Linked DNA regions of Homo sapiens: all the other regions are linked to region 1. A link is a contact called in ENCODE Hi-C or POLR2A ChIA-PET data. All regions are on one chromosome and are shown on one strand. Each heading gives the region's core, a stretch centred on a gene start or an enhancer-like site at or near the end of the contact. The rest is flanking DNA. Distances are from core to core; before and after follow the strand shown. Region 1 holds the start of RUNX3 (RUNX family transcription factor 3). Region 2 holds the start of IFNLR1 (interferon lambda receptor 1). Region 3 holds the start of AUNIP (aurora kinase A and ninein interacting protein). Region 4 holds the start of LDLRAP1 (low density lipoprotein receptor adaptor protein 1). Region 5 holds the start of MTFR1L (mitochondrial fission regulator 1 like).

The links. A loop is a pair of places that touch in the nucleus more often than their neighbours do. ChIA-PET counts read pairs that join two places held with the same protein, here RNA polymerase II (POLR2A). Pooled maps may share reads with other maps.
Region 2: a loop to region 1 is called in a map with no recorded cell type, with 4 times the contacts of the local background. The contact joins the promoter of IFNLR1 here to the promoter of RUNX3 in region 1. A Hi-C loop is called at or near these places in 4 of 37 single-sample maps with no recorded cell type and 5 of 50 pooled maps. POLR2A ChIA-PET finds 5 or more read pairs at or near these places in 3 of 52 experiments (HepG2, activated B cell and naive thymus-derived CD4-positive, alpha-beta T cell).
Region 3: a pooled map shows a loop between it and region 1 (6-fold over the local background). The contact joins the promoter of AUNIP here to the promoter of RUNX3 in region 1. A Hi-C loop is called at or near these places in 2 of 50 pooled maps. POLR2A ChIA-PET finds 5 or more read pairs at or near these places in 3 of 52 experiments (GM12878, activated CD4-positive, alpha-beta T cell and naive thymus-derived CD4-positive, alpha-beta T cell).
Region 4: a loop to region 1 is called in a pooled map, with 2.5 times the contacts of the local background. The contact joins the promoter of LDLRAP1 here to the promoter of RUNX3 in region 1. A Hi-C loop is called at or near these places in 2 of 37 single-sample maps with no recorded cell type and 5 of 50 pooled maps. POLR2A ChIA-PET finds 5 or more read pairs at or near these places in 1 of 52 experiments (endothelial cell of umbilical vein).
Region 5: a loop to region 1 is called in a pooled map, with 7 times the contacts of the local background. The contact joins the promoter of MTFR1L here to the promoter of RUNX3 in region 1. A Hi-C loop is called at or near these places in 1 of 37 single-sample maps with no recorded cell type and 4 of 50 pooled maps. POLR2A ChIA-PET finds 5 or more read pairs at or near these places in 1 of 52 experiments (CD4-positive, alpha-beta T cell).

What each region holds. Positions count from the first base shown.
Region 1 is chr1:24,928,145-24,932,420 of GRCh38, forward strand. RUNX3 (RUNX family transcription factor 3) reads right to left here and starts at 2,132. Exons shown (of 5, transcript NM_004350.3): 1 at 1,443-2,132. The coding sequence starts at 1,724. RUNX3-AS1 (RUNX3 antisense RNA 1) reads left to right here and starts at 2,313. Exons shown (of 4, transcript NR_183341.1): 1 at 2,313-3,882. RefSeq lists enhancers at 338-1,072, 721-900, 1,073-1,806, 3,246-3,835 and silencers at 1,371-1,810, 2,011-2,480, 4,151-4,276.
Region 2 is chr1:24,184,170-24,188,786 of GRCh38, forward strand. It overlaps IFNLR1 (interferon lambda receptor 1), which reads right to left and starts at 3,120. Exons shown (of 7, transcript NM_170743.4): 1 at 3,022-3,120. The coding sequence starts at 3,079. RefSeq lists a silencer at 2,893-3,382.
Region 3 is chr1:25,857,557-25,862,006 of GRCh38, forward strand. It overlaps AUNIP (aurora kinase A and ninein interacting protein), which reads right to left and starts at 1,901. Exons shown (of 3, transcript NM_024037.3): 1 at 1,724-1,901. The coding sequence starts at 1,801. PAQR7 (progestin and adipoQ receptor family member 7) reads right to left here. Exons shown (of 3, transcript NM_178422.6): 3 at 3,928-4,450. RefSeq lists enhancers at 1,556-2,181, 2,079-2,308, 2,182-2,807 and silencers at 1,799-2,058, 2,659-2,718.
Region 4 is chr1:25,541,365-25,545,488 of GRCh38, forward strand. LDLRAP1 (low density lipoprotein receptor adaptor protein 1) reads left to right here and starts at 2,242. Exons shown (of 9, transcript NM_015627.3): 1 at 2,242-2,422. The coding sequence starts at 2,335. RefSeq lists an enhancer at 1,912-1,971 and silencers at 2,072-2,531, 2,562-2,741.
Region 5 is chr1:25,818,228-25,822,529 of GRCh38, forward strand. It overlaps MTFR1L (mitochondrial fission regulator 1 like), which reads left to right and starts at 1,727. Exons shown (of 7, transcript NM_001099625.2): 1 at 1,727-1,802. It overlaps LOC646471 (a long non-coding RNA gene), which reads right to left. Exons shown (of 1, transcript NR_024498.1): 1 at 1,727-4,302. RefSeq lists enhancers at 1-270, 1,913-2,052, 2,433-2,522 and silencers at 1,513-1,702, 2,153-2,322.

The sequences.
Region 1 (4,276 bases), core at 882-3,381:
CAACAGGGCTGCTACCCCCACTCAATTTATGCAAGAGCTGTTTAGGGCATGAAATTTGGCCCTGAAATGTGGACCAGGCCCAGTTTATTGGCCTCTGCAGAGCCTAAATTCGTTATGCAGAGAAAATGCAGAATGCAAAACTCACTGGTGTTTTGAAAAAGGCCACCAGAAAACCCCTTTAAAGTGAGAGTGGGGCTTTTGATAATGGAAGGATGCACCTGCCGGGAATTGCAGGATGGGGGTGGCGATGTCCCCCTAAACACCATCTCCCCCAAATCCCCCACCCCCAGGAGCACGGAGAGGCGGATGCCTTTTGAAAAAGAATCAGACTTTAAACAGAGTCACAACTATTTAAACGTGGCCGCCGCGTGCAGGGACTGGGGATCCATATGGTAAAAATTTCAAGGAGAAAATGTTTGGGATCTGATTAAGAAGACCAGATTTCCTGTCAACATCCTGTCTTCTTTTAATTTCAAAGACTCCTTTTAAGCTCCAAGTGACAGTAAAACCTCCGATCTGACGATTAAAGTCACACGGGCCTCCCGCCCCTCCCGGCGAGATTTCCCCCACTGGTATTTTAAGATGTCACCCGGGAGACCTCAAAGAGCCACTCTTCCTTTTTTTCCCATTTAGAGTCGTCTTAATGGGAGCAGGGACGGCCTCAGCTTCCAGCCACCTCGGGCAGCACCACCCCCAGCCGCCGGCCCTTCCTGCCCTGCCCTTTTCTCACGGCAGCTGTGAGAGGTTTAGGGGAAAACCGAGGCGTTTTCGTTTCATCTCGCTGCCCCCTTAAAAAAATGAAAATGAAACAGTCGCCTACTCCCTGGCATAAAGAAAAAGGTCCTCTAAATGGCTGGGGGCTGCCAGGGTTAGGGGTCCCCCAATCTCAACTCGCCATTCGGGACGCATAATATCCCCGAGCAAACGTCTGGAGAGCAGTGCCCCGATCCCGGCCTAGCGCCGTCCGGTAAAATTTCGGAAGCCCGAGGGTGTGAGCAGGAAGCTTTTGCGAAGCGGCGCGGGAGGAGGGGTGCTGGAGGCGGAGGGTAGGCCCTTTCACCGTTCGCACCCCACCCGCGGTGTCCTTGCCCCTGTCCCGGGATCCTCTTCTCCGTTACCCGCAGGGCTGTATCTGAGCGATCCGGGTTAGGGGGGCGCAAAACCCCATCCGCCCATTTCCGCACCAACGTCTCTACGCAAGGCGCCCCAAAACCCAGGTGGAGCGGGGCAACCCCGTTAAAAGTCATTCCTGCAGGGCGCATCCAAAACGGAACGCCGAGGTCCCGGAGCCGAGCGCGCAGCCAGACTGAACCGGGTGCCCGGGTGTCGCCGCGGCGTCTCGGGCACCTCCCATCCCCACTGCTCCCGAGGCTCTGGCTCCCGCAGCTCAGACGCCCGGAGCCCCAGGGCCGGCGCCCTCCCGCCCCGGGTCCCGCACTCACCTTGAAGGCGACGGGCAGCGTCTTGTTGCAGCGCCAGTGCGAGGGCAGCACGGAGCAGAGGAAGTTGGGGCTGTCGGTGCGCACGAGCTCGCCTGCGTGGTCCGCCAGCACGTCCACCATCGAGCGCACCTCGGGCCGGGCGCGCCCTCCGGGCCCCACGGCCGCCTGCGCGCTCAGCGCGCCGCTGTTCTCGCCCATCTTGCCGCCGCCGCCGCCGCAGGGGAAGGCCGGGGAGGGAGGTGTGAAGCGGCGGCTGGTGCTTGGGTCTACGGGAATACGCATAACAGCGGCCGTCAGGGCGCCGGGCAGGCGGAGACGGCGCGGCTTCCCCCGGGGGCGGCCGGCGCGGGCGCCTCCTCGGCCGCCGCTGCCGCGAGAAGCGGGAAAGCAGAAGCGGCGGGGCCCGGGCCTCAGGGCGCAGGGGGCGGCGCCCGGCCACTACTCGCCAGGGCCCGCCCGCTGCGAGGCCTCGCTGGCCCGACGGCCGCCCGCAGCCTGCCCGGCTAGTCCCGCATCCTCGGCGCGCGGCCCCGCGTGCGGCCGCCCCTCGTGGCTGTCCCGGCTGCCTGGGCCGCGGCGGGGCCCGCGCGGGGCTGTGCCGCTGCCGCCGCCTCCCGCCCCGAAGCTCGCCCGCGGCCGCCCCGACTCCGCGGCCGCAGCCCCAGAACAAATCCTCCAGAATCAAGTGGCGGGGCCGCGGCCGCCCGCGCGGGGTTAGTACCCCCGGGGCCCGCGGGGCGGGGCTGGCGGAGCGACGCGTCGCACAGCCAATCGGCGGAGCCCCCATCGCGGGCACCTCGGTGGCGTTCGCGGGGAGGAACGGGGCCTGCCGGAGGCCGCCCAACGGGGAGGGGCGGAAGGCGCCACCCCGCGGAGGAGGCCCCAGTGCCACAGCCCAGGGCCCCCGAGAGCTCTGGGAGCCCGGGGCAAATGCTAGAAATTTGCTTAGAACGTCCGGGTCCCACGGAAGGCGCCCTTGCCGCCCTCTCTCGGGTCGTAGCTCCCTGACGCTGGGGCGCAACCCCTTCGCTCCTCCTCCCCGCTGGCCGCGGCCGGGCTTCCCCAGCTCTTGCTGCTTCGGGCCTGTGACTTCTGCAACCCCGGGCTGGGGGCCGCGGGGTCTCAGGGCCGGTGACGCCGCACTGGGAGCCGCCCCAAAGAGGTTACTCACCTCCCTCGTCCCGCACATTATTCTGACCCAAGAGCCTCCACCCCACACGGGATTTTGCGCGTCGTCCACGCCCGGCCGGCGGCCTTTGCTGCTCCCAGCCCTGCGCGGCTTTGGTCCCAGCCTCGGTGGCCCCTGTGCCAAACCGGGGACAGGCGGAAGGGAGTCTCCTAGGGACCCTAAGTAGCCTGGGGCCAACAACCCCTTTCCTCTCTGCTCTCCCCTCAAAACAAGTTTCAGGATCTTGCAGGCCTCGCGGCGTCGTTCTTCGTTGTGGCGGCCTGTGGCTCTTTGAAAAACACGACGAGGCCTGCAAAATGCGTTTTTCTTTTTTTCCTTTACGCATGTAACCACGGTCCTGCATCGTGAAACGGTACGCGCGTCGGTGGCAAAAGAAAAACAGCAGTGGCTGCAAAGCTAAGGGCCCTCGCTTTCAGAGGAGAGAATTTTCTTTCTCCATGCGGGTGGAAAGTGGCCTCTGCGGGTCCAACCCCACTTCTTCTTGGGCCCGTGCGCTCCGGCTGCGCCGCAGGGACCGCGGACAGCTTCGCCAAGGCACTGCCTGCCCGCCCGGCTCCGGGTCCCCGCTCCCACTCCCAGCCGCGTGGCCCAACCTCTCCTGGGCTTCACTGCAAATCACCCCTTCCTCTCCCGCCTCCTAAGTCTGTCGAGCAGACCTAGGGGCCGGCTACAGTTGGGAGGGCAACGGGAAAGATCAAGCCACAATCATTCCGAATTATCGCCCCAGACACCTCCCTAGACTCTGGGGAACGAACGCGTGCTGAGCCTCCCCGCCGCTTTGGAGACGGGGCTAGATTTTCGTTGCCTCCGGCTCTCGACAGGTGCAAAACAATGAATTCCAAGCCTCGGAAGCAAAGAAGCTTAGGATCCGACGGTGGCCGCAAGATCTCATCATGGATCTGACCCCTGCTCAGCGCGCGCCATTTCGTCGTTGCCAAACGAAATCAAGCCCCGCGTGCGCTCCAGGGGCGAAGGACTCTGGACTCACCCCGACCACCGGGAGAGCTGGCCCCTACCCACCTCGGGACCTCACAGCACGCCCTCAGGCCGTGTCGAAAGGAAGGACGGCAAAGGTCCCTTACTGAACCTTTTAAGAGAGCCTGCGCCTGGCAGTTGTCGATTGCGGACCCAGGCCCGCGCGCCCTCGGACGCGCTGGCACGAGCAGCAGAACTAGAGGAAAGCGAGTGATCCAGCCTGGGCGCTCCCACCTCCGGGAACGTCTCCGAGAAGGCGCAGCGCGTCGTGGCCAGGTAGGGCCCTGGCCGGGGGCGGGCAACACGTGCTGCCCTCGAGCAGGTTGCGGGACCATGACCCGCTGTTTCAGGTGGTGGTAAATTCCATTTGTCGAATGGTTTCGGTTTGCACCGTGCCCTTTGCTTGTTCCTCCGCCTGATTTCTCCCTCTCCGCTTACGATGGGTTCACAGACAAGTTTCCAGAGAATGAGGGACTCTTGTGGGCCCTGGCACCTGGCGCAGGGCCCGGCACGGCTCCGGCTCTCCGTAGGGCGCTGGCTCCCCGTGGGCACCAGATCCAAGGGACCAGGGCGGCGGGGGGAGGGGGGGCGGGTGCAGGCCCTTGGGTCCCCAGACCAAGGTCGCGGGGCCGCCTGGCAGGCACAGTGGCGGGAGCCGCCGCTAGTTGGC
Region 2 (4,617 bases), core at 1,870-4,369, 740 kb before region 1:
TTGCACACGCTGTTCCCTCATGCTGTTCCCTCTGCCTTAACAGTTCTGCCCCTGGATATCCACCTGGCTCACTCCTTTGCTGTTTTCACATTCCTTTGATGTCACTGTCTCGAGGACACTTTCCCTGACTCCCTTTAACTGACCTCTATTCCCCTCTGTGGCACATTTTCCTTCTCACTGTTAATCTTCATCTTCTGAAATACGCATCTGATTACACCACTCCCCAGTTTCATGCCCTTTCCTTGGCCTCAGAATAAAGTCCACATTTGTTATTGAGGTTTGTGAGGCCCTGCCTGACGTGGCCTGGCCTGGCCTGGCCAGGCCGTCTTGCTGCTCTCTCCCCAACAGCTACCCTACAGGCTCATCAGGCAATCTTCCTGCTCGATGTTGCCAAGCCACTGCATTCTTCTGGATGTTTTTAAACCCAGGTGTCTTTGACTGCCTGGTATTCACCATCTAGTCTTTGAAATACTTGATTCAAATGTCACTTCCTCCAGGGAATCTTCCTTGACATATCTACGAGGTGATGATGATGATGATAACGATGATGATAATAATAGCAGCTAAGGCCGGGCATGGTAACTCACCCCTGTGATCCCAGCATTTTGGGAGGCAGAGGTAGGCAAATCACCTGAGGTCAGGAGTTTGAGACCAGCCTGGCCAACATGGTGAAACCACGTCTCTTCTAAAAATACAAAAATTAGTTGGGCATGGTGGCACACGCCTGTCATCTCAGCTACTTGGGAGGCTGAGACACGAGAATTGCTTGAACCCGATAGGTGGAGGTTGCAGTGAGCCGAGATTGCGCCACTGCACTCCAGCCTGGGTGACAGAGTGAGACTCTGTCTCAAAATAAATAAATAAAATAATAATAATAATAATAGCAGCTAATGTGTATTGTGTTCTGTGAGCCAGGTTCTGTGCTAAACAGTTTACCTGCACTTTCTCTTTTAATCCTCATTACATCCCTAGGAGGTAGGTATTCATTATAATAATTATAATCGTTACAGATGGGAAAACCAAGGCCCTCTCAGCTATTAAGTTGTAGAATCAGATTCAGTCCAGGCCTAGCCAACTCCAAAGTCCGAGCTCTTGACTGTACTTTGTCTTCTAGGTTCTCATGGGGTCTATTGAGCTTTATGATTCCAACTATTCCATCTATTGACCACTACGAGTCAAACAAGATCTGTTGACCACGGTGTGCCAGGGGTTTCAAAGAAGAACACAACTTCATTCCTGCCCTATAGGAGCTCATGGTCCCATGGAGAATTCAGGGTCCTGAAGTGTCCCATGTGCCATGATGGAAATCCATACGGGTTGCAAAATGGCATCAGGGAGGGAGGGTCCAGTTCTGTGGATGGCTGTCCCCAGCCTCGGCTGCCTACCCATCACCTTCTAGACCCAAAAGTGGGTGCCTGCTTCCACCTCATCCTGTGTCCTCTAGCTGGGACTGTATCACCACGAGGCTAGTGCTATTACTACTCCCAGCTTCTGGACTTCCTAACGGGTGACCAGCAGGAGACCAGGCTGTCTGCAAGCCACTTGTAAGGTATCCTATGGGCAGGACAGTCCCCAGATTCGAGCTAGGTCACATGAGAAAAACAGCAGTTAGAGCAACTTTCCTCTATGAAGCCTTCAAAGGATGCCAGGCACTAGTTTGGCTCTTTACATGTAAAACCTCAATCACCCTTGGGACAGACCACCCTATGGGGTAGGTGTCATTCATTCTGCTTCCATGGAAAGGGCGCTAGGCTCAGAGACAGATGCTAACTAACTTGCCTGAGGCTACACAGTCAGTTTGTGTGGGAGCCAGTATTTGAACTTAGATCTGGCTGTACTTACTCCTAAATCATCACACCATAGTTAGTGTTGTGTATATTAAATACTTATCAGGTGAAAGTACAAGAAGGTCTGGGTTTGACAGTGAAAGGGGAACAGAAGACCCCACCCTCCCTCCACACACAGGTACACGGTCCCTCATCAGCCACAGAGAACGCTGCTGTGGGCACTGGGGGCTGGAGCATCCCTGGCTGGCCTAGTGACCCAGTGGATGGACAGCCTGTCCCACGTGCCTACCCTGGAGGCAAAAGCTAGCCAGGCTTGCTTTAGCCCCTCTTCTCTCTTCTGTGTGCCTCACCTCTGCCATCCTTCTTGAGGAATTCCCTGAATTGCTCTGAGCCTCAGTTTTCCCATCGGAAAAGTAAAAATAATATCTACCTCCGAGGATGGCTGGGTCGTGAGGCTTCCAGAATAATGCGGTGCCTGGCACAAAGAAGTTGCTGAATAAATATAGGCTTTTATGATGATTGGATTATGCCCAGGGACCTTTACAGCTCTTTAAACTGTGAGTCCAAGACTAGGAAAATATCCTGGGGGCGATTTCTGGACCTTCTCTTCCCTGCTTCGGTTGGAGTCGTGGGCGGTGAGGTTTGGTGGTTGGGTCCTACGGCGAGGAATTTTGTACCTGACACCTTACTCATCAGTAGAGGTGGGAAAACAACAACAACAACAACAACAACAAAACAACAACAAAACAACAACCACCACCAAAAGAAAGCCGTCTTGTTAGAAAGCAGGGCACAGGCGACCAGAGCTCCGTCCCACCAGAGGCCTGGCAGGAACGGGAAGGGACATCAATCGGTCCCACTTTCCCTGCTGTCCACACTTTAGGGTCAAGTGTGGTTTTCACGCAGGGATCAGTGCTTTCTTTAGGAAACATTAAAAAGCACTTTATTAAAAAATATGCAGTATCAAACTGCCGCTGTCTTTTTTCTCCAGTTCTCCTGAAGCTGGAAGCATTAGGAAACTGGATTCGTTTCCTGCGGGAGAGGAATATCAAAGACCCGGTTCTGTTCAGTCCTGGGAAGAAGCAAACTGGGGGCGCGTAGGCAGGGCCGATTCGCACCCGGCTCGGGTGGCTGCGGACCCCGTGCCTGTCCCAGGAGCTCCGGGTCCGAGGGTAGGCGCGGCCCGGCCCGGGGAGCCCTCTTCCCCCTCCCTCCCGCGGCCCCGCGCCCTTACCTGGAGCGGCCTGCAGCAGGCACAGGAGCAGGGGGCCCCAGCGCTCGGGCCCCGCCATGGCCTTCCTGCCGCGGCGTCCCCGCCCGGGCCCAGGTCCCCGCCTCCCGCCTCCCGCCTCCCGTCTCCTAGCCCACCGCGGGCAGGTGACGCAGTCGGCAGCCAATGGCCCGCAGAGCCGCGGGCCCGTCCCTGCCGCCTAGGATTCACTGAGAAGGTCCCTGGGGACAGCCCCGCCGCGGGGGGAGGGGGGGGGGGGAGCGCGCCGGTCCCCGCGCTCGAAACTCGCCCGTACCTCTGCTTCATCTGCACTTAGTTTTGTTTTACTCAATTCCCGGAAAAAAAAATCAGTAAATCCGTGCACGGGGGAAGGGCAGGGGAGGGGAAGAAACCGGCTGATGATCAATAACCCACGGCCAGTCCAGTGCTCCAGGACGGGCCATTTTGGCAGGATTAGGGAGAGTTCAAGGCCGGTTTGGCTACGCGGCCTCAATGCCATTGGCGGGATCCGAGCGCGTTTCTGAGCCGGATGCTGAGCTCCGCGCCTTACACACGCGATTCCCTTTAATGCCCCCGGGGATCCCGGCGGATCCGTGCTGCCCTTCTCCACGTACTTCTCTCCCGGGGAGCGGCAGGCCCCAGAGCTTCAGGTGCTTGTTCTGGGGAAAGCTGTCTTTCTGACCCCGAAGGCTGTGGTGTTCACCTGGACAGCAGTAGCTTCCCAGTAAGGCACACGCCACGACGCGCAATATTATGCGGCCCTTTAGGAGGACGTTGCCGAATGGTGTGTATCGACACCGAGGTGTTTGCAACACACTGAGAAACAGAAAAGCGAGTGCTAAAACATAGGCCCATTAAAAAAGTGTGTGTGTAGCCGGGCGCGGTGGCTCACGCCTGTAATCCCAGCACTTTGGGAGGGTGAGGCGGGTGGATCGCCTGAGGTCAGGAGTTGGAGACAAGCCTGGCCAACATGGTGAAACCCCGTCTCTACTAAAAATACAGAAAATCAGCCGGGCGTGGTGGCATTCACCTGTAATCCCAGCTATCAGGGAGGCTGAGGCAGGAGAATCGCTTGAACCCAGGAGGCGGAGGTTGCAGTGAGCCGAGATCGCGCCACTGCACTCCAGCCTGGGCGACAGAGTGAAACTCAGTTTCAAAAAAAAAAAAAAAAGTGTGTGTGTGTGTGTGTGTGTGTGTGTGTGAGTCTGTCTGTATGCATAGAAAGATATTTGGAATAATAATTACCAAAATATTAATGGTTGTTGTCTTTGGGTGATGAGGATTTTCTTTTTCAACTTTCTTCTTTTCTGATCATATTTCGTTTCCAATTTTTTGATAATTATTTGAAACTGGGATCAGCTTTGGTCCCATCAGTTTTTGGAAGAGAAAATGATTTTCACAGAGCTTGGTGGGTCCAAAAGTTGCTCTGAGTTTAACCGCGGGGGAAATTTCTTTTGGAAATTTCAGGATGCTTCTGGGACTAGCATCAAGGCTTCTGCTTAATCAGGATTTTTTTTCTTTTTTTTTTTTTAGACAAAAGCTCTGTCGCCCAGGCTGGAATGCAATAGTGTGATCTTGGCTCACTGCAACCCCGCCTCC
Region 3 (4,450 bases), core at 651-3,150, 930 kb after region 1:
AATTTTTGAAAAAATAAAACAATCGGCCAGGCACGGTAGCTCAAGCCTGTAATCTCAGCACTTTGGGAGGCCGAGACGGGCGGATCACTTGAGGTCAGGAGTTCAAGACCAGCCTGGCCAACATAGTGAAACCCTGTCTCTACTAAAAATACAAAAATCAGCCGAGCGTAGTGGCGGGCGCCTGTAGTCCCAGCTACTCGGGAGGCTGAGGCGGAAGAATCGCTTGAACCCGGGAGGCAGAGGTTGCAGTGAGCTTAGATCGCGCCACTGCACTCCAGCACGAGCAACAAGAGTGAAACTCCATCTCAAAAATAACAATAATAATAATATGCCGGGCGCAGTGGCTCACGCCTGTAATCCCAGCACTCTGGGAGGCTGAGGCGGGCAGATCACGAGGTCAGGAGAGCGAGACCATCCTGGCTAACACGGTGAAAACCTGTCTCTACTAAAAATACAAAAAATTAGCCGGGCGTGGTGGTGGCCGCCTGTAGTCCCAGCTACTCAGGAGGCTGAGGCAGGAGAATGGCGTGAACCCCGGAGGTGGGGCTTGCAGGGAACTGAGATTGTGTCACTGCACTCCAGCCTGGGCGACAGAGCAAGACTCCATCTCAAAAAATAATAATAATAAATAATAATAATAAAATGATCAAATTTCTTATCTATAAAACCAGGATAATGACAAAATCTACTTTACTGAATTTTGGTGAGTACCTGCCATTGATAAAGTGTATAAAGTCTCGGCAAAATGCCTGACACATAGAAAGCACTCAATAAAGGTTAGGTATTGTTGTTATTATTTATACACCTCTTTTCTTCCCTATAAGACTGTGAGCAACCTGAGAGCAAGAATCTTGCCCCTAGTGTCTGTTTTGAGCCTGTTTTCCGTATGTAAAATGGGTATCATTACACTATCTACCATATAGAATTGTACCAAACAAGGTAACATACCTAAAACACTTAGCACCAGCATAAAATGCTCAATAAACATGAATGATTATTATGTCGCACTTTTGTTTCTTTACAGTGACTGAAGAGCATCTTGCCTAGGTGACAGACCTGAATGTGATTTCCAGCTCCTTCTAGTTAGGCGGGCCTAGGTTAGTTACTGAACCTCAGTTTCCTCATTCCCAGCAAGAATGACGACACATATAACGCATATTCAGTATCTAATGCAGTATCCGGCACCCAGTGACTGCTCAGTACATAGGAGGCCAGCTCCCCTTCCCATAGCTTCTACTTTTCCCCTCAAAGTTACCGGTTCTGGGCAGGTAGTTGGCCTGCAACTTGGCAAATTGGGTGGAAACAGACCCCGGGGTGAGAATTTCCCCAATTTGCATTCGCATCCATCTCCCAATGCTCCAGCCTCTACTAGGACGTCTCGCAGGGACTGTGGCCTCCTAGGGAGCCTGGTCAGTTCAACTGCTCCGAGCGAACTTTCCCTCCGCCTCTCCCACACCTGAACCTTCGCCGCCCCTCCCTGCGCACCGCTCCTCCAGACCCCCCAACAGCACGCTCTTTCCTTCCGTCCCTCCCATCCTCCCCAAGCCCCGTTTTTCAACCTTCTTCAGACCACAATCCCTCTCGCCTGTGAATCCCCAACGCTGTTCCCTTCTCTGTCCCCGACTTCGCTTTCATCATCTCCAGGTGTCCCCCAAACTCCTCCCGTCTTACGCCTCCAGGCCCTACCTGGTTCCCAACGCCCTCTCATCCCCCAGCGTCCCACCTGCACTTTCCGCCTCTTCAGCGCCGCCGCGTCCAGCCACACGCCGCAGGCCTCCTCCTCGGGGCCTGTCCGCCTCATGGCCGCTGAGGAGACGAAGCCGGCAGGACGCCGGCGCAGGCTCCCGGCGCCTCAGGGAACGCCAGAACCGCGGCCGCCGACGTTCGGATCTCGCGCCAACGCTGGGGGCGGGGCTACGTCGCGACCGCCCCGGGCGCCAGCCCCGCCCCGGCAAGGCCCTGGCCCCCTTCGCTGTGCCCCGCCCACGCACTAACTTTCGCGGCCGGTCCCTTGAGTGCGTGCGGCATATTTCCCTGCGCGGAGGAGTGCGTGTTCTTTCTGATCCGCTCTTTCAAGAGCGGATTCGGAAGCTGCTGTGTGAACGGTTCTCGACAGCCTCAGAAATGTACATTTTCTTTTTGCTGTATTGAAAATTTCTTACAGTATTTCCCGGGCTTAGGAATTTGTTCGTGTCATCGCTGAATCTTCGCGATCACCCCCAGAAGGAAGTGGCTGAGCCGAGATCAGGCCCGTCGACTCCAGACCAGGGGTCCTCGACCTAAGTGGTTACCAGACACTCGAGTGTGCGAACAACTTTGGTAATTTTTTTTTTTTAATGTAAGCGTAACTACGAAGCCACATGGGAGAGGATTTTGAAGAGGTTAAAATTTGGGGTCAGGAACTAGATTTCAGTCCTGCTTTCACCGTTTACTGTGCCTTGGATTTTAAAGAGGATCAAATGAGGTTGTGAAAGTACTTTGTGAATTCAGAAAACCCCTTGGAAATGCAAAAATGTTGGCACCCCCACCCATCCTTCCGTCCCTAACCACAATCTCCATAGATGGAATATATGTACATTATACGTAATGTTTACATATTGTATATGTAAAAAAAATTTTTTTTTGAGACGGAGTCTCACTGTCGCCCAGGCTGGAGTGCAGTGGCGCTATCTCGGCTCACTGCAGCCCCGCCTCCTGGGTTCAAGCGGTTCTTCTGTCTCAGCCTCCCTAGTAGCTGGAAGTACAGGCGCACGCCACCACACCCAGCTAATTTTTGTATTTTTAGTAGAGACGGGGTTTCACCATTGGCCAGGCTGGTCTCGAACTCCTGACCTCGTGATACGCCTGCCTCAGCCTCCCAAAGTGCTGGGATTACAGGCATGAGCCACCGCGCCCGGCCAAAAATTTTGTAATTTTTTTTTTTTGGTGGAGGGAGGATAGAAGCTCAGCCACCTCTTGCCCAGTCTGCAGCAGGTCAGCCAGGAACCTCAACCATCTCTGCAGCCAGAGCCTGTCTTCATGGTGGACAGAGCCATCTCGCTTTGTCACCCAGGCTCGGGTACAGTGGCACAGTCTCAGCTCACTGCAGCCTCAACCTCTTGGGCTCAAGCGATCCTGCCACCTCAGCCTCCCAAGTAGCTGGGACTACAGGTGTGTGCCACCACGCCTGGCTAATTTTTGTATTTTTAGTAGAGATGGGTTTTCGCCATGTTGGCCAGACTGGTCTCAACTTCCTGCCCTCAGGTGATATGCCTGCCTCAGCCTCCCAAAGTGCTGGGATTACAAGCGTGAGTCACCATGCCTGGCCTATATCAAAATATTTATTTATATACACATATTTTATGTGTGTGTGTGTGTGTGTGTGTGTGTGTGTGTGTGTGTGTATTTCATAAGGTCCCCCATGATATTTCAGCAGTGAAGTGATATTTCTAATTAATTTGGGTTTTCTTATCTTCCCAATTTTCCTTCATTGTATATATATTGCTGTGTACTATGGAAAAAGCAATATTATAAAAGTTAACATACTTCTTCGGTGCGCATGCGACGAGGCTCAATATGTGTGGTGGAGTGTGCACGCCCCTGCCCCCTCCACTAAAAACAAAACAAAAAAACCCTCCTTAATTGAAGGAAAAACCAAACAAAAAAAGTCTTTGTCAGATCATAAAGTGGGATTATCATATTTTAAACACATTATTTTAACTACTTATAAAACTTTAGTAATAAAACTGCCGCCCACTCCCTTGCCAAACAAATTTTGTATATATAGATATGGTATATAAGGCCCCAACCCCATCCCCCAGCAAAGATAAAACAAGAACTGCTCCCTGCACCCTGTGTCCACTCCCAGGGGCCCCAGCTTCCTCCGGAAAACCTCCAGTAATGTGAGCAGGGGCCCCTCCCGGAAACAGGAGACAAAAAACAAAGAGGTGGCTACTGTCACAGTACTTTATTGCATCCAGGCCATAATCCAGACCACCCAGCCCCAACCCCACTTTTCCTTCCACACCTCTTGGTCTCTGCACAGGTTTCCCTCTGCCTGGAATGCCCTTCCTATTCTCCATCTGCAAACTCCTATTCACACTCCCCAACCTAAGACCCTGAGGGTCCCAGGCAGCACAGGTTAATCCCTCTCCAGCACCTCCCTTGACAGTTCATTCTGATATCAAAGCCTTTGTCGGCCAGGCGCAGTGGCTCATGCCGGTAATCCCAGCACTTTGGGAGGCCGAGACGGGCAGATCACCTGAGGTCAGGAGTTCAAGACCAGCCTGACCAACATGGAGAAACCCCGTCTCTACTAAAAATACAGAAAATTAGCCAGGCATGGTGGTGCATGCCTGTAACCCCAGCTACTCGGGAGGCTGAGGCAGGAAAATCGCTTGAACCTGGGAGGCGGAGGTGCAGTGAGCCGAGATCGCACCATTTTACTCCAGCCTAGCCAACAAGAGCGAAA
Region 4 (4,124 bases), core at 992-3,491, 610 kb after region 1:
GCAGCCTGGTTTGGTGAAAAGCTGGAGAAAGGGAGAAGGGGAGGAAAGGAGGGAGGAAGGACAGGAACACTGACTGTGTTCCAACTCCATTTGGACCCCTTACTAGGCATTTGGGATTCAGAAATGAATCAGAAAAACTTCCTGCTTTTGGAGGGTACAAAGTCTAATGGAGATGAGAGGAGTATAAACAGGCAGCAGTAGTGCTTGCAATCCTGAAAGTTCAGGACTGTGGGCGCCCACAAAGAGAAACTTAATCCATGGGTGGTAGTCAGGGAAGCCTTCCTGGAGGAGGCAACTTTAAAGGTGGGTTCTCAAGAACAGGATTCAGCCATTCCAACTCCTGTTATTTAGTCCTTAAGGACAGCCCTGTGAAATAGATATAGTTGTCCCTTTTACAGATGAGGCTCAGAAGGGTGAGTTCACAACCACCAGAAGGACAGCTGGGTTCTAACCCCTGGCATTATACTCTACCCCATTGCCTATGGGCCTGAGTCTGATCCCAGTCTCTGACTCTCGGAGACTATCAGTGAATGCTTCCCTCCCTGACCTAGGGCTGTCATCTGTAAAGTGGGTCCACCTAAGCAGTGTTGCTGGGGAAGCCAAGGACAGACTGGCTAACAAAGCACTTGGTTTATAAACAGGGGAATGTCAGTGAGGCCGCCCTATCCAGCTGGGGACAGCACAGCACTATCTTTCTCCCGACACAGAGAGGACTGCTGGCTTCTGAGCCAGGAGTAATTACAGAGGTTGAAGTTGGCCTTGCCTGAGGCACCCCCTTCTAAAAGAAGCCAGGCTGTGGCTTGGATGTGTGTGTCCTCCCTCTGGCTCCTTTTGGCACAGTTTGAAAGGAAGGCATGGCATCCTAGAGAGTTAGAACAAATCCTTCCAATCCTGGAGTTAGAACATCTGTGCCTGAGCAATTCTGGGGTTCAGACTGCCCTCCGAATGCTCCTAGGAAGCAGCTTGGGGTCAGGGTCAAGGTCATGCAGATTCTTGACCCTGGCAGGTTGGAAGGATCACTAGAGATAGCATTGACTCTCATTCACAGATAAACAAGACTCAGAGAGGGGAAGTACTTGCCTGAGGTCACACAGCAAGTCAGTGTCAGGGGCACGTTCCAGATCATACCATCTGTGAGGCTACCTGGGAAGTTGCGGGGGCATGGGGTGGCCCAGCATGCTCAGGTGGTGCCAGGGAGCAGCCTGGGAGCTACGAGGATGAGTAAAGTGCCTGGCTGGACTTGCTAAAGGCAAATTTTTATATACCGACCCTGCGCCTAACAAGGGTCTATACTGCAAGCTTGTCCAACCTGTGGCCCACTGGCCATGTGAGGTCCAGGACGGCTTTGAATGGAGCCCAACACAAATTGGTAAAGGTTCTTAAAACATTATGAGATTTTTTTGGGCAGGGTGTGGTGGCTCACAGCCATCCCAGCACTTTGGGAGGCTGAGGCGGGCAGATCACTTGAGGTCAGGAGTTCGAGACCAGCCTGGCCAACATGGTAAAACTCCATCTCTATTAATAATACAAAAATTAGCCAGGCATGGTGGTGCATGCCTGTAATCCCAGCTACTCGGGAGGCTGAGGCATGAGAATAGCTTGAACCCGGGAGGTAGAGGTTGCAGTGACCCGAGATCGCACCACTGCACTCCAACCTGGGCAACAGAGTGAAACTCTGTCTCAGGGGAAAAAAAACAATACAGAAAAACAAAAAACATGAGTGTGTGTGTATATATATATATTTCAGCTCATCAGCTGTCGTTAGTGTTAGTGTATTTCATGTGTGGCCCAAGACACTTCTTCTTCCAATGTGGCCTAAGGAAGCCAAAAGTTTGGATATCCCTGGCTTACAGCCTCCACTATTTCCTAAGTCTCCCACTGCCCTGGACATCGCATTGCTTTTGTCCCTGAACAAGATCTTTCACCACTGGAGGAGCCCTCAGTCTCCCCATCTGTAAAATGGTCACTGGAAATCCTAGGCCGCTGCTCTCAGGCCCTCAGGCCCCTACGGGGTGGGGATTGGGGAAAAGGAGGAAAGCGGGGGCGTCTAGGGCTTGCGATTTGCTATCTTCTGGCGCCTTCGGGCGGCCTCGGAAACTCTTGGTGCCTGGACCTGGAGCCTGGACAGGGACCGGGCGGGGCGAGACCGGCCGTCGGGGGCGCGGCCCGTCTGGGGGCGGGGCCTGTCCTCTCTCGCCCCGCCCCGTCGGACGCCGCGGCGGAGCTGGCGCTGGGAGGGGAGGAGCGCGCAGCCCGCGCGCCGCAGGGCCGGGCGGAAAGTTTTTCCTGACGGAGTTTTGGCTGCGGCAGCGGCGGCGGCGGCCGGAGCGGGCCATGGACGCGCTCAAGTCGGCGGGGCGGGCGCTGATCCGGAGCCCCAGCTTGGCCAAGCAGAGCTGGGGGGGCGGTGGCCGGCACCGCAGTGAGTGTGCGCGCGTCAGCCGGGCCGGGCCGGGATCGGGCAGAGGCGCGCGGGGCCTCCGCGGGCGCCCGGAGTGCGGCCAAGTTGGGCAGAGGCGGGGCCTCACCGGCGCTCCGGTCCCGGCGTGGCCCTTTCCCGGCCCTGCGGGGCAGGGGGTCGGCCGGGGTCAAGTTGTGCACCTACTCGCCGGCCGCTCGATGCCGCTGCGAGGAGGGGCAGCGCTGAGGAAGGAGCCCGAGCTCGGGGTCCTCAGGTGCAGCCGGCATGGGGTGGGGTGCAGGTTGGGAGAAGAGGCCCCCGCCACCCGCGGCACCTCCCGCCCTGCTGTCCTGGCCAGCTAGGGGGAGGCAGGCGCTCGTCGTCGGTGCCTAGGGGAGGAGGAGAGGGCGCAGGGGCTTGGGAAGACGCCCCCGTCCCGCACCCCTGCGCCCCAGCCAGCAGCTGCGGCGGTCAGGAGCCCACTGGCCCGTTCTCCCGCCCCCTGCCCGACCCACCGGGCCAACTTTTGACTCCGGGTGCCCAGACACCCATCCAGGTGTGAGCCCGGGGTCGCAGGTACGTACTTGAAATTGGGAACGAGGCCCCGCCTGGGGTGCCTCGGGAGAGCCCCACATCAGGCGATCTAGACCCTTACGTCCCTTCCTCTAGCCGGGTCCAGGTGGCAAGCCTGGCGTCCCGACTATTTTTGAAACCTGTTTTCTCTCGCACCTTTCCCCTCGGGCTTCCAGAGTCCCTTGGGTGCCCAGGCAAACGACAGACTCGCCGCCACCTCTCCCTGGGGCGTCTGGGAGGCTGGGAGGGGCCTCCCCCCCTTTCTCTCCCCCAGTCTCTGATTACGCTCAGGGAACTTGTCACCTGGCACCTTCCCCTGAAGCCAGAAGACCCAGCCTAGCGCAGGTCTCGTTGTTTGGGAGGGAGAAGAGAGTGGCTTGCCTGGGGTCACACACACCTTCCTGCTGGTTTTGGAGCCAGAGCCCAGGACTGCTGCACACTCCCACCTCCCTGCCACCTACTTCGGGCCACAGCTTCTCCCCTCATCAGGAAACAACTGACAGTACAGCACCCCCTCATCCCATCCCCTCTTGGCCTTACAGGGCTCTGCCAGGGGAGCCCGAGCTCCCTGGTCCAAGGAGTGCCAGCGTGTCTGGGCCTAGAGGGCCCGCCTCCCTCCTCCTCTGGCCCCACTCTGTTGTTCAGCTGTGGCCGCCTCCCAGCTGAGACTGGCATTGGCATTGGGAATGTGGGGTGGTGCCTGCTGGTGGGGGGTGGGGTCAGAGACCCATTAGGGCTGGGCCACTAGGCCAGGGGATGTACCGTTTATCACACTGATTGCATCCCAAAATAGACCCTTTAAAAACTGGCAAGATTTGACCAGGACTTCTGAGATGGCCATCTGTTCCAGTGGGAGAATCCTGCGGGTTTTCTCCAGGAATGAGGGAGGGAGGGTGGTGGGGCAGCCCCCAGGGAAGTGGTTTTGAAGGAAGGGGGGCTGGCAAGGGAAGGGAGGCTAGAAAGAAATATCTCTGAATCTGGGGACGTGGAAGAGGTAGCCGCTTTGGATGTGGAAGAGAATTTCTCTTGCCATCTTCAATCTTGAGCAAGTCACTTGTCCTTTCTGATCCTCGGTTTCCTCATCTGCAACATGGGGATAAAAACTCTTACCTGGCAGGAGTATCAAGGAGATTATTGGTAATAATGCTCC
Region 5 (4,302 bases), core at 477-2,976, 890 kb after region 1:
TGGTTCTAAGTGCTTTTCCTTTGAGTGGCATGTTGCTCAGCTCCGTCCTTCCATGGGGTGGCTCCCTCTTGGGGCAGAGTTGAGCTGGAATGCTTTCAGGTACTATCTTACCTATCGAAGGCTTGAGTGACTTGCCCAAAATAAGTTTTACGATAGAACAAGTGGTAGGACTTACTGTTTTGAGAATCTGGTGCTCTCTGTTGAGAGAGATCTGGGAGTTAAAATCATTGTCTTAAAAGCAGAGCCTGAGACAGGCATGAAGTGTTTTTTTGTTTGTTTGTTTTGTTTGTTTGGTGGGGCTGGGGGGGAGTGTACTTCCAGAAAAACCAGTAAAAGAAGGAAGGAAGCAGAAGAGGGAAAGGAAAAATGCTGAGCAGGAACAGTCTCAGCCCAGCCTTGGCCTGACCCACAGTGGAAGAGCTGTGGGGCATAAACCACACTGCAGAGCTGAACTGGCCTTTTGGACCTTTTATCAGTCATTGGCTTGGGAGGTGAAGGAAATTCCCAGGTAGGGAGCTCCGTTCTTCCTGCAAGGGGATCTGAGTGGGACACCAAATCAGCATCTACACCCAGGACAGACAGCCAGCGTGGACTTGCATGATCCGCCATCGCACAGGAGGGAAAGGTAATGATTAAAACACAATGTGCCATCCTGGGAAGAGGGCCAGACCTGGAAGTCAATCTTCAGCGTTTGAGATATGGTGGAGATCAGGGTGGACGACCTCTGAGGTCTCTAGCCAGGACCAGTCACATAATTTGCACAGCCCCGTGCAAAATGAAAACACAAGAACCCCTATTAGAAAATCATTTCAAGACGGCAACAGCAAAGTACTAAACCAAGTACAGGATTCTGAGCATGCGGCCCGTTGTGACTGCATGGGCTGTTCACCCATGAAACCAGCTCTGTCTCTGGCAGAGGGGACTGCAGGCTTTGGAACCAAGGAACTCCAGCCTGGGAGCCAGGCACAGCCCGAGGCTGTGCTGAAGGCAGAGAAGGAAATGTGACCCAGGAACTGCATGCCACAGACCAAGACAGTGAGGGCTGGAGCACAAAGAGGGAGTGGGTTAGTGAGCCTGGAAGGAATGTGGCTCTTCCCACAGAGCCTCTGGAGTCTTGTACATCAAGTACCCATCTAATAAGCAAACTCATTGAATATACCGTGTGTGTGTGTGTGTGTGTGTGTGTGTGTGTGTGTGTGTGTGAGAGAGAGAGAGAGAGGCTAAAATAGAAGAAAGCTGCAAAGTGCTGGAGGGCAGGAGTCAAGAGGAGAAAGAGGCCCATTCTGCGCATTCTTGCTGGAGAGAGGCTTTGCAAAGGGACCTGCCTGGGAACCAAGAACTGGGAAGGGGGCCAGGGTGAGGATTCTGAAGTTTGCCCTAGGGGTAGGAGCATATTTTAGGGGTCGAGCGACACACCCCTGGGCTTCCAGAAGTCGGATGGGGCTAAACGTGGAGAGCAACAAGCAGGGAGACGCGACGAATACCAGGCCGAGGGATCTCCAAACGCAGCCAACTCCTCCCGGGGACACAGACCCCGCGGGGGCACGGTCTCGATGGAGGGGAGTGTGCTCCGCGGTATCGGAGCCTACAGCCGCCAGCGCCTCGCCCACTCGGGGGCCGCGCTCCCCTCGCCACCGAGCTGGACCCGCCTCCTGAGGGTGCGCGGAGGTGCGCCTCGGTGCGCAGCTGCGGAGGATCGCTTCCGGGGGGCGGGTCAGCGGAAGTGAGGGCGGTTGAGGCTGGGCGGCCCAAGGTGGAAGGAGGGGCCGTGAGGTGAGAGAGTCCGGGAGCCCGAGCTTGAGGTGAGAAAGGTTCTAGGGAGGCGCGGAGGCGGGAGCGCGACCTTCCAGCCCGTTAGTAGACTGGGTCTACGTGCCGGGCGCTGTGCGGAGCCCGCAGCTCCTGTTCCCGCGCGAGTTCTCGCGGGAGCCGCAGCTGTCCGTCTCACTTGGCCCGGGGGAAACTGAGTCCCCGAAGGGTAGTTGCTCGTCGGAGTTCCCCAGCAAACAGTGACCAAGCCAGACCTCAGGCTTCTAGTTTCGGCTTCGCTGCTTGACGGGCCGGGCTGCCCCGCCGCGCATTCTGAGACCTGGCCGCGGCTCGGAGGCTTCCGCGCACTCGGGTCCGGGTCCTGTGGGTCCAAGGGCCGCTGGGCAGGCGGCGAGCACTTGGCCGACCTTGGCCCAGGTCGGGTCGTCTGCCGCGGGGGAGGGGCGACTCGCCCTGGCGGGTCCCCGCGGGGAGAGGGTCCGCGCGGGTCTCCGGCCACTGCTGCGCGCGGCAAAGTTTCACTGAGCGCGGCGGCCTCCGTGGGGGCCCCCGGGACCAGGGGTGCTGAGCAGGGCCCTGCGCTGGAGGAGCTCCCGTTCTCCTGAGGGGACGCCTGTCAGCAGACAGCAACTGCAGCCTCCGGAGGGCTGCGGGGCGCAGAGGTGACAAGACCCACCGGTGCTGCCGGCGAACCGGGGGAAGATCTTCTAGCCAGTGACACTTGGGGGCGGGGGTGACAGCTGAGTTGGTGTTCCCCTTCATTCGTTTAGTTCAGCGCGTTGAAGCGCTCACTGTGTCCTAGGCAGACACCGTGCTGTGCGCGGGGATCACAGTTATCTAGTTCCTCTCGCGAGGACTCCGAGGGACAGGCAGGGTGCTGCGGAGCGCACAGGAAAGGACCTGACCCTGTCGCAGGGAAGGAAGGTGATGCTTAAGCTGAGCTCTGAGGAATGATGAAGAATGAGCTCGGCGAAGGGGGTGCTGGTGTTTGATGCAGGGCTCAGAGGTGGGCCCAGTGTTGGGGGTTGAGGGCCAGTGTGGCTGGAGGGCAAGGGGGAGAGCAGGAGGGCTGGCTGCGAAGCGTGCAGGCCTTGGTGCTCAGTGAATGTGGTCTAGAGACGGCAGAGAAAGATGGGTTTGGGACTGATTGTGGATTTTATCCTGTGTTGGCTCTAGTAAGCCAGTTTTAAACGGATGAGCGATGTGATTAACTGTGTTTGGGAAGGATTCCTCTGGCTGTGTGTGAGGGTTAGGCCCGGCTGGGTCTTTGGAGGTAAGGTCGGAGAGGAAGTGGCAGTAAGCACCGTTAGTGCAATTTGTGGCCGACACGGACATTCAGCACAGAGCCTGGCACACAGAGGGACTCTGATAATAAAGGCTTGAACTGAGCCGAGAAGATGGAGCCCACGCAGGAGGTGGCAGGACCTGGACCAGGCTTTGGGTGCTTTGCACTGGCATGACCACTGAGTGACCTTAGACAAGTGCCTTCCCCTGTCCAACTTCCTTTCCCCATGTGTATCGTGAAGTGAATGACACCTCGTCTCCCAAGGGTAGAAGAGGGGACCCTCCACAGGAGGTCTCCAGAAAGAGCTGCTTTGTCAGTCTAGTCTATCTCCCATTCAGAGCCTGTCCAGGGCTCCCCAGTGACCCGGACCTCATGACTTGCCCCCTACTTTTGTAGCTTTATCATGCTCTGCTCCTCTTTCCATGTCCTTCACCTTCTTGTGCTGGACCTGTGCTCTTGCTGTTTTGTCTTCATTTCCTACTCCCTCGCAACTTACTACAGGGCACTAGGGCCAGAGCTCTGACCTCATCTGGCCACCTGCCTAATGCTACTCAGCCTTTGCTAGAAGTATGTATTCATGTCCTATCACTCTGCTGGACAGCGAGTTCCTTGAGAGCATGACTGTGTCTTACTCCTTCCATAGCCCCTACGGTGCCCAGCACAAGGCCTGGCACAAGTGGGTACTGTTGGTGTTTGATGAACAAGTGAATGAACGAGCACACTGATTGCATCTGCTCACCATGCAAGGACTGCTGTGAAGAGCAGTCAGATGTCACCTCACCCATCTGTGTCATGTTTTAACAGTTCATTAAGCACTCAACCCCATTTCACTCATTGACCCTTAAGGTAGCCTCCAGTGGCAGCTTTTCCTGTCTCCTTTTTCCAGATGGAAAAACCAACATTCAGAAAAGTTAAATAACTTGCCTGTAGCTACAAAGCCAGAAGGTGGCTGAGCCAGGATAAACTTTTTTGGCTCTTTTTCTCTGTAGCTCATGAGACTGAGATTGGCATGAGCTGGTGTTCGTTCTCCTATTTTCTCTGATCTCTCCCTTTGCAAGGGCCCAGCAGTGCTTTTACATCTCATCTTCAAGAATGAATCCTGGGCTTGGATAGTACTTATAATTTGGCTAGATGAGCTTTGTAGCTACCAAGGATTCTATTTGCATCTTTAGAAGTTTTGCCTCAAGAAACCTGAGAGCCCAGGAAGGCTCTTGGGTTGGCCAAGCTCACTAGGCAAATCTTTTTTT